Regions from separate parts of the Homo sapiens genome. Here region 2 is linked to region 1. Evidence: read pairs that join two places in POLR2A ChIA-PET (ENCODE). Cell type or tissue: B cell. All regions are shown on one strand.

Region 1 (5,000 bases):
CAGAGCAAGACTCCGTCTCAAAAACAAAACAAAATAAAACAAAAAAGAAAAGGAAAAATTAAAACAATGATGGCAAAGAGCCGACGCTCTTTATGTGAAGGGAGTTGTACTAAATTCATATTTTAGTTGTGAAATAGAACAAAATGGGATGTTTCTGTAGTTGTTTTTGTTTTTTTTTTTTCGGAGAGGGAGTCTTGCTCTGTCGCCCAGGCTAGAGTGCAGTGGCGCGATCTCGGCTCACTGCAAGCTCCGCCTCCCGGGTTCACACTATTCTCCTGCCTCAGCCTCCTGAGTAGCTGGGACTACAGCCGCTGCCACCGCGCCTGGCTAATTTTTTGTGTTTTTAGTAGAGACGGGGTTTCACCGTGTTAGCCAGGATGGTCTCGATCTCCTGACCTTGTGATCCGCCCGTCTTGGCCTCCCAAAGTGCTGGGATTACAGGCTTGAGCCACCGCGCCCAGCCCTGTTTCTGTATTGTTTTCTCAAGGAACAGGAAAAAGAAAATAAGCCTAAAAGTAATCCTGTTTGTAGATCATTTGATTATTCTTTTTTTATTATGCATCTATACTAGGCTGGAACACTGGAATTTTTTTCTTGATAGTTTTTTTTTTTTTTTTTGAGATGGAGCCTTGCTCTATCGCCCAAGCTGGAGTGCAGTGGCGCGATGTCGGCTCACTGCAAACTCCACTCCTTCAGTTCACGCCATTCTCCTGCCTCAGCCTCCCAAGTAGCTGGAACTACAGGCGCCCACCACCACGCCCAGCTAATTTTTTGTATTTTTAGTAGAGATGGGGTTTCACCGTGTTAGCCAGGATGGTCTCGGTCTCCTAACCTTGTGATCCGCCCACCTCAGCCTCCCAAAGTGCTGGGATTACCGGTGTGAGCCACCGCGCCCGGCCCCTTTTCTTTATAGATTTATTTGCCATATATATATTTTTTTCTTTCCAACTCTTATTCTAGGTTCAGTGGGTACACCTGCAAGTTTGCACACTGTTTTGTTTTGTTTTGTTTTGTTTTGAGACGGAGTTTCACTCTTGTTGCCCAGGCTGGAGTGCAACGGCACGATCGGTTCACTGCAACCTCCGCCTCCCAGGTTCAAGCGATTCTCCTGCCTCAGCCTCCCCAGTAGCTGAGACTACAGGCATGAGCCACAACGCCCGGTTAATTTTGTATTTCTAGTAGAGACACGGTTTCTCCATGTTGGCCAGGCTGGTCTCAAACTCCTGACCTCAGGTAATCCACCTGCCTCGGCCTCCCAAAGTGTTGGGATTACAGGTGTGAGCCACCACGCCCGGCCTTGCACACTATTTTAAGCTCAGAAAATAGAGATAGCAAACCAAAGTCATATGGTTTTGTGAAGGCAATAGACATACCAAAAAGTTAGCACCGAGTGTAGAATACAGAACTCCTCGTCTTCATCTTCCTCTTCCACCTTTTTCTGGGCAACTTTAGCAGGACCCTTTGCGCCATCAGACTTTCCTTTCGACTTATAGACAGCAACATCCTTCTCATACTTTTCCTTCAGCTTTGCCGCCTGAGTGATGTAAGGCTGCTTTTCACTGTCATTTAAGTTCTTCCACATCTCACCCAGCTTTTTTGCCACGTCTCCAATAGGGATGCCGGGGTTTGTGGATTTGCTCTTGGGGCAGAATTCTGAACAGAACAGGAAGAATCCAGACGGTGGCCTTTTGGGGGCATTAGGATCCTTCTTCTTGCCTCCTTTAGCTGGTCCATAATCCTTAATTTCCTGATCATAGTGCACTTTATCCGCCTTTGCCAGTTCATTGAATTTAGATTTCTCTTTCTTGGACATTGTCTTCCACCTCTCAGAGCACTTTTTGGAAAATTCTGCAAAATTGATGGGGACTTTTGGGTTTTTCTTCTTATGTTCTTCTCTGCACGTCTGCACAAAGAAGGCATAAGCAGACATCTTGCCCTTTGGTTTCTTGGGGTCACCTTTAGCCATCCTGACTGTATTGTTCACTAGTCTTGTTCTTCAAATATTATAGCCAATCATGCCACACTTGCCTGTGATCTCTCCAACATAAAACCACATTCACACCTCAGTGGCCACCAAATCATTCAGCACCACTTCCTTAACTGTGAGCGGTTTGAAGCTACCAGTTTGAGCACTAGTGACTTATTTTTTTCCCCCAGGCTTTGGATAGCTCTAGGGATCTCAACAGGGGTGGAGGAACCAGCTCAACTTTGGCATAGTACCAAAATGTGGCCAGTTGAGGTTTCACATAAGTCACAGCAGCATTGTTCACTAGCGCCAGAGTCACCTCTGTGAGGTTACGGACAAATTAGGCCGTGGTTCTAGGATGGAAAGTCCGTCACCCCAAACAGGCAGCTGAACATCCAAAAGATTGGTTTTATAGACAGAAAAGGACTGAGGAAAGCAGAAACAGAGAACAAAAAGTGGATTGGTTGTTTCAAAGCGATTTCCTTACAGGATTGAAACAGAGGGGGCCTCATTATCATGGCAACAGGTAAACTGAGCTCTTTAGATTGGGTGCTGTGAATCTCGTGGTGTGGTTTTTTAAAATTTATTTAATTTAATTTTTTTTTTTTTTGAGACAGAGTCTCGCTCTACCACCCAGGTTGGAGTGCTATGGCATGATCTTGCCTCACTGCAAACTCCGCCTCCCAGGTTCAAGCGATTCTCCTGCCTCAGTCTCTCGAGTAGCTGGGATTACCAGCGCGCACCACCATGCCCAGGTAATTTTTGTATTTTTAGTAGAAACCAGGTTTCACCATGTTGGCCAGGCTGGTCTCAAACTCCTGATCTCAAGTGATCCTCCTGCCTTGGCCCTCAAAGTGCTGGGATTACAGGCATGAGCCACTGTGCCTGGCCTTTTTTTCTTTCTTTTTTTTTTTTTTTTGAGATGAAGTTTCACTCTTGTTGCCCAGGCTGGCACGGTGCAGTGGTGCGATCTCGGCTCACTGCAACCTCTGCCTCCTGGGTTCAAGCGATTCTCCTGCCTCAGCCTCCCAAGTAGCTAGGATTACAGGCATGCACCACCACACCCAGCCTAAAGTACCTTTTTCTGTCTCCATATGACTCCATTTCCCTGCAGCCTCAGATGCCAACTCGTTTCCTCTTTGGAGCTTTCTGCCGCCTAGGCTCTTGCAGTATTCTTCTCTATGGCTGTGCCTTTAGCTGCAAATAAAAAAAAAAGAATCCAAGTCAAGTAGCTTGAACCATAGGAAAAATATACCTCACATTTGAAGAGCTTCAGGGCTGATTAATTTGAAGGCTCAGCAGTGTCATCAGGGACTTGGGTGCCTTCCACCTTTTTTTTTTTTTTTTTTTTTTTTTGAGATAGGGTCTCACTCTATCACCCAGGCTGGAGTACAGTGGCATGATTTTGGCCCGCCACAGCCTCGACGTCTGGGCTCAAATGATCCTCCTGCCTCAGCCTCCCAAGTAGCTGGGAGTACAGGCATGCACCACCATGCCCAGCTAATTTTTTTGTTTTTTTTTTTTTTTTGGTAGAGACAGGGTTTCACCATGTCACCCAGACTAGTCTTGAACTCCTGGGATCAAGCAATCTGCCTGCCTTGGCCTCCCAAAGTGCTGGGATTACATGCATGAGCTGTTGCTCCCAGCTACCGTCCACCATTCTGATCTACCACCCTGAAGACGATGGCTTGTCCTAAAGGTGCTCTCTGCACTGTTCGAGGATGACTGCAGCAGTGTGTGATGGTTAATTGGGTGTATTACTTGACTGGGCTAAGGGATGCCCAGATAACCGGTAAAACATTATTTCTGGCTGTGTCTGTGAGGGTGTTTCTGGAAGGGATTCTCATTTGAGCTGATGAACTGAGTGAAGCAGATGGCTCTCCCAGTGTGGGTAGGCATCACCCAATTCATTAAAGGCCTGAATAGAACAAAAGGATCGAGCAAGGGTGAACTCCCTCTCTCTGCTTGCGCTGAGACACCCATTTCCTCCTACCCTCGGACTTGGGCTTCCAAACTCAGAGTGGGACCCACATCATTGGCCCTCAGCTGATTACCTGGCGTTTGGACTCAGACAGAATTACACACTGGCTTTCCAGGTTCTCCAGCTTGCAGAGAGCATATCATGGGTCTTCCTGGCCTCTATAACCACATGAGCCAATTCCTATAAATCTCCTCATATATAAATATCTATCTGTATATCTATATCTAGAACCTACTGGTTCTGTTTCTCTGGAAAACCCTAATACAAGTCATTCCAATGCTATATCCCAACATGAAAAAATGCAGCTAGAGAGTGTGTCTTTTCCCATATGTCTCTTTATTTTTAACCAATGAGGAGACCTTCCCCAGAAGCCCCCAGAAGTCTTTATCCTCACATCTCACTGGCCTGTATTGTATTATATGCCCCTTCCTAAATCAGTCCCTGGCAGGGAATTGTGATAACAGTGATTGGCTTGGATTAATCAGGACTCATTGCTGAACCACTTGGAGGAAGGGTGGAATGCAAAACGAAATCGAGGCTTTGTCCCAAATGAAGGGGTAGGCAATGAAACCATACTGACACACGCCAGTTTTCTTTCTGCTTTTTTTGCTGGCTCCTTCATTTTTCTTTGCCATTCACTGTCAGGTTGTAGTCTAGTCCTCTTCCAATCTAGGATGTTCCCAGACCACATATTCTCCGTGGAAGATCCTATTCATGCTGTTAAATACAATTTACAGGAGTCCATTGCTTTAGACTAGCCTCCTGTCCTAGGCCCTAGCGATCCAGACCAAACCAGAATGGAGTCACTCATGCTAGATGTTACGTAATCAAACTGAGCTCTGAAACATGCCTATTAAAAAAAAAAAGAAAAGAAAAGCCAGGCGTGGTGGCTCACACCTGTAATCCCAGCACTTTGGGAGGCTGAAGCGGGTGGATCACCTGAGATCAGAAGTTCGAGACCAGCCTAAACAACATGGAGAAACCCCCATCTCTACTAAAAATACAAAATTAGCCAGGCATGGTGGCGCATACCTGTAGTCCCAGTTACTCAGG
Region 2 (5,000 bases), 270 kb after region 1:
GTGGGAGTGAGGAGGCATCCCGGTGGCCAGGTATGAAGCTGGGAGCTGATTGCTGCACATTACTCAGCTGAATTAAATGTGCCCTCACATCTGTGTGTGTGCGTACATGCAAATGTACATGTGTATGAGTTAGTTGGAGGGGTAGACCTTTATTTTCCTGTCCTGTAACTTTCCTTTGCAAACTAATCTGTATTCAGAACAGTGTTGCAGTTAAGAACCACCCAGCTTGTCCATGAAACAGGTTCTCTCACCCCATCTCCCCAGTTTTAGAGAAGGCAGGAAAGAAAAGGCAGTGCTTTTCTTTTTTCCTGGCCGTATGCGGGGCAGGAAGAAGCCAGCAGAGCTTGAAAGAGAAAGTAAACCTTCTGGGAAATAAACGGCTTGGCTTCCCTATTGTGGAGGAGGAGTGCAAATTATTAGGGGGATGTTTGGGTAGTTTTTGTAGAAGCCATTTCTGAAAACTGATTTGGATTAGTGAAGGTAAGCCCAATTTAGGAAAACCCTGCCCAGTCTGGTGTCAGCCACCTGTTTCCCGCTTTGTTTGATTGATTTGATTAGTTTGTGGTATTCTGACCTCTCATTTTTATTACAAGAGTTGGAAGATTTGAGTCTGAACTTGAGCACCTGCTTCGGTGAAAGCTTCCTAAAATGCATGTTTTTTCACATTTTTTCTCATGTTCATTTTGTTTTGCTTTTTAGCAAACACTTTTTCTGACAGAATCTAAAAGCATTAGACTTTTCTTGTTTTCCCCTTCTCTCCCCACAATGTAATCTTGAAAACCCAAATGTTAGCTGTGTAAATTACCTCTCCCGTAAACCAAACAAAGTGCAATATTGCATTGAGTTAGCATTGAAATAGTCGGCCTTTGAATTTTTTTCTACTTGTGGTTTAGACATAATAAATATTTCATCTCAGACTGACTTTCTCGACAAATCAGTTTTGCATTTGGGCCTCTTTTCATCAGTATGTTTAGGGAAAGCACATTTATTGAAACATTAACCAAAATGAAACATAATTAGGAGGCCGGGAGCGATGGCTCACGCCTGTAATCCCAGCACTTTGGGAGACCAAGGCATGTGGATTGCTTGAGGTCAGGAGTTCAAGACCATCCTTGCCGACTTGGTGAAATCCTGTTTCTACTGAAAATACAAAAAACTAGCTGGGTGTGGTGACGCGTGCCTGTAATCCCAGCTACTCTGGAGGCTAAAGCAAGAGAATCGCTTGAACCTGGGAGGCAGAGGTTGCAGTGAGTCGAGATCGTGCCACTGCACTCCAGCCTGGGCAACAGAGACTCCGTCTCAAACAACCAAAAAAACAAAAACAAGCATAATTAGGGTGGTAACGCTTATACATAGGGGCAGGTGGAATAATTGAAGCATTCTGGAGCCAGAAATAATCAACTGATTAAGAATAATCTGGCTGGGTGCGGTGGCTCACGCCTGTAATCCCAGCTACTCAGGAGGCTGAGGCAGGAGAATCGCTTGAACCTGGGAGGTGGAGGTTGCAGTGAGCCGAGATCGCGCCATTGCACTCCAGCCTGGGCTATGGAGCAAGACTCCATCTCAAAAAAAAAAAAAAAAAAAATCCTGTTTCTGCAGAAATATCCCAGGTGTCCTGGGTCAGCAGTGCCCCATAGATTCCACGGACGTTTACCCTAAGTTTTCCAATGGGAGTTCATACCTCTATACCCAGTGAGAATATTTTCTGAGTAATGGGAATGAGATTGGAGATGTAGGGTAGAGAAGATCCATACAGTCTTTGGGTTAAACTTTTTCCTCTTTGCCTAGGAAAGATTAATGCTAATCTTAACCACAGATTTGTAGTAAGAATGTATCAGTTTTGTCATTCAGTTCTAGACTCCAGTTTTCTTTATTGTAATACCAATATTTTAGAGTAAATTTTGAAATGAATCAGTACAAAAGATATGTAGTAAGTGGAAAGTTAGTCCGCACCTTATCCTTGGGACTCTTTCCCAGGGACAGCTAGTTACCTACTATTTATCTCTCCTGAGTTACTTCATATGTATGCATGCAAACATGTTATTCTCTGGGTGTTGTTCCTTCCATATATAGCAGCAAATACACCAAACTCTGTATTTTGCTTTTTGTCACTTTATCTTAGAGAATACTCAATGCAAATACATGTGTATATACCTCATGTTTAAAAAATCTACATAGTAAAATTAGCCAGGCATGGTAGTGTGTGCCTGTAATCCCAGCTACTCGGGAGGCTGTGGTGGGAGAATCACTTGAACCCTGAGATCACACCACTGGACTCCAGCCTGGGCCACAGAGCAAGATTCTGTCTCAAAAAACAAAAACAAAAACAAAAAAACTACAGAGTAGTATTCTAGGCTATGCATATCATAAATTTGATTTCCTAATGATAGGCATAGATGATTTGCCTGGGCGGCAAATTAGCGTTGGCTGTGTCTCAGGAAGAAGCCAACAGGAGGAACCTTATTTTGAGTCAGGTTCCAAAGACAGAAACATTGTCTGACATTTGTTTTTGGGCTTATATGAATAAATCTGTACACATATATTTTTAATGTTTTAATCGTAATATGTATACTATTTGGAAATGTGGCTTTTTAGTTAACAGAGTGCATGTTTTACCCCATTGCACTTAAACATTAACTTGGGGATAATTAAATGAGTCTGTCACTTGGACAGGCAGGAATTGTACCCCCCACAAACCCATAAACCGCCAATTTTTTTTTTTTGAGACAGAGCCTCATTCTGTTGCCCAGGCTGGAGTGCAGTGGTGCGATCTGGGCCCACTGTAAGCTCAGCCTCCCGGGTTCATGCCATTCTCCTGCCTCAGCCTCCCAAGTAGCTGGGACTACAGGCGCCCGTCACAATGCCCGGCTAATTTTTTGTATTTTTAGTAGAGTCGGGGTTTCACCATGTTAGCCAGGATGGTCTCTATCTCCTGACCTTGTGATCCGCCCGCTTTGGCCTCCCAAAGTGCTGGAATTACAGGTGTGAGCCACCGCACCTGGCCGGTTTTTTTTTTTTTTTTTGAGATGGAGTCTTGCTCTGTTGCCAGGCTGGAGTGCAATGGCATGATCTCCGCTCACTGCAACCTCCACCTCCCGGGTTCAAGTGATTCTCCTGCCTCAGCCTCCTGAGTAGCTGGGACTACAGGCGTGTGCCACCACGCACAGCTAATTTTTGTAATTTTAGTAGAGATGGGGTTTCATTAATAATCATTAATATTAGACAACTGTCAGACTCACAGTGGTGGATACAAACTTTCTCAAATTCTGATTTTTACTCTAAAGCTCAAATTTTATCATTGGCAACAAATATTGTCAGTTGCTTTCCCTGAACAGACAGCTTCCCTTCTTTCATTTTTGAGAAAATATCTGCCAGTATCCCAGTTGGTTTATCAATCATTCTTTCTCTTTTTTTTTTTGAGACGGAGTCTCACTCTGTCACCCAGGCTGGAGTGCAGTGGCATGATCTCGGCTCACTGCAACCTCCACCTCCCAGGTTCCAGCAATTCTCCTGCCTCAGCCTCCCGAGTAGCTGGGATTACAGGGGCTAGCAGCCACACCTGGCTAATTTTTGCATTTTTAGTAGAGACAGGGTTTTACCATGTTGGCCAGGCTGATCTTGAACTCCTGACCTCATGATATGCCCACCTTGGCCTCCCAAAGTGCTGGGATTACAGGTGTGAGCCATTGCGCCCGGCTCTATTATTTCTTTTCTTTCTTTCTTTTTCTTTTTTTTTTTTGAGATGGAGTTTCGCTCTTGTTGCCCAGGCTGGAGTGCAATGGCGCGATCTCGGCTCACCACAACCTCCGCCTCCCGAATTCAAGTGATTCTCTTGCCTAAGCCTCCCGAGTAGCTGGGATTACAGGCATGTGCCACCACACCCGTCTAGTTTTGTATTTTTATTAGAGATGGGGGTTTCTCCATGTTGGTCAGGCTGGTCTCGAACTCCCAACCTCAGGAGATCTGCCTGCCTCAGCCTCCCAAAGTACTGGGATTACAGTTTTGAGCCACCTGACCCGGTTTGCTTATTATTTCTTTTAAATTTAAAAAATAATAAATAAAGGGGCCATGAGAGCGAAGAGTTTGAGAAAGGTTGGTCTAAAGGTTTTAACATAAGAATCCCTGGGTTATTTGCTTAAAAAGAAGAAAGAATCTATGGATCTGCCTGAGAGGGTCTGATGTAGTTTATCTGGGGTCATCCTCACAGGCATAGCAGATATTCTGATTCAGATGGTCCTTGGTCCTTAGTTTGAGAAATGTGGCTTTACAAGGCCCATAGAATATAAAGTCTTCTTTGGATTAGTGAAGTCATGTCCACAGGGTTTAGAAAATGTTTTTGTTTTAGAGATAAAGGTAAGTGGAAGAGTAGACATGTAGTGAATGAGGGAAAATGTTTTAGAGATTTCTTTTTATTCTGTTTACTCTTCTTGGTATGCACGTACCTGAATATTAAGGATATTTTATGAAGTCATGACATTACCAGATTAATGTTGGTTTTGTTTTAAGGTACTTTCTGACTGCTGGGGTTAATTCCTACAGACGATTCTGGTAAAGAATAGCCTTTAAGTTTTAAAAGTGTTGACTTATTTCAGATGTCTTAATAAAGTTAACTTCCAGTTATTACATGTAACGTATATAAAGCTCTCATTTTCCTTTATTCTCGTTAATTGTTTGCATAACAAATTCAAAGGGAAATTTGCTTGGCAGAGATCAGATAGCAGAGATGAGATTTAAAAACAGGTAATTTGGCTACTAGCCTGGGAGTTTGAAGATTCCAAGTTTGCATCCATGTGTAGTCACTTAACATTTCTGTCCTTATCTGTAAATGGGAATAACACCTACTTGATAGGGTTGTTACATTATCTTGGCCACCTCAGGTTCTCTTTGGCTGAGTGATTGACTGGAAAACGCAATGTGAATTCATGCTTCAGACTGGGTTCTTTTTTTTTTTTTTTTTTGAGATGGAGTTTCACTCTTATTGCCCAGGCTGGAGTGCAATG

Evidence for each region. Peaks named below come from ENCODE experiments on the same cell type or tissue, not always from the same donor. Only the 100,000 strongest peaks of a DNase experiment are listed, where the experiment ranks them.
Region 2: POLR2A ChIA-PET joins it to region 1 with 11 read pairs; 2 of 35 experiments call an interaction of 5 or more read pairs at or near these places.

What each region holds. Positions count from the first base shown.
Region 1 is chr17:42,645,144-42,650,143 of GRCh38, reverse strand. It overlaps the pseudogene ATP5MGP7 and the pseudogene HMGB3P27. Among named protein-coding and RNA genes, the nearest start is that of TUBG2, 12 kb to the left of the region's middle. In B cell, no CTCF peak of the experiment used is centred here; a DNase peak (open chromatin) is centred at 2,130; H3K27me3 peaks cover 1,594 bases.
Region 2 is chr17:42,374,569-42,379,568 of GRCh38, reverse strand. The region is part of intron 1 of STAT3 (signal transducer and activator of transcription 3); the gene reads left to right. Among named protein-coding and RNA genes, the nearest start is that of STAT3, 11 kb to the left of the region's middle. In B cell, no CTCF peak of the experiment used is centred here; a DNase peak (open chromatin) is centred at 258; H3K4me3 peaks cover 591 bases; H3K27ac peaks cover 1,161 bases.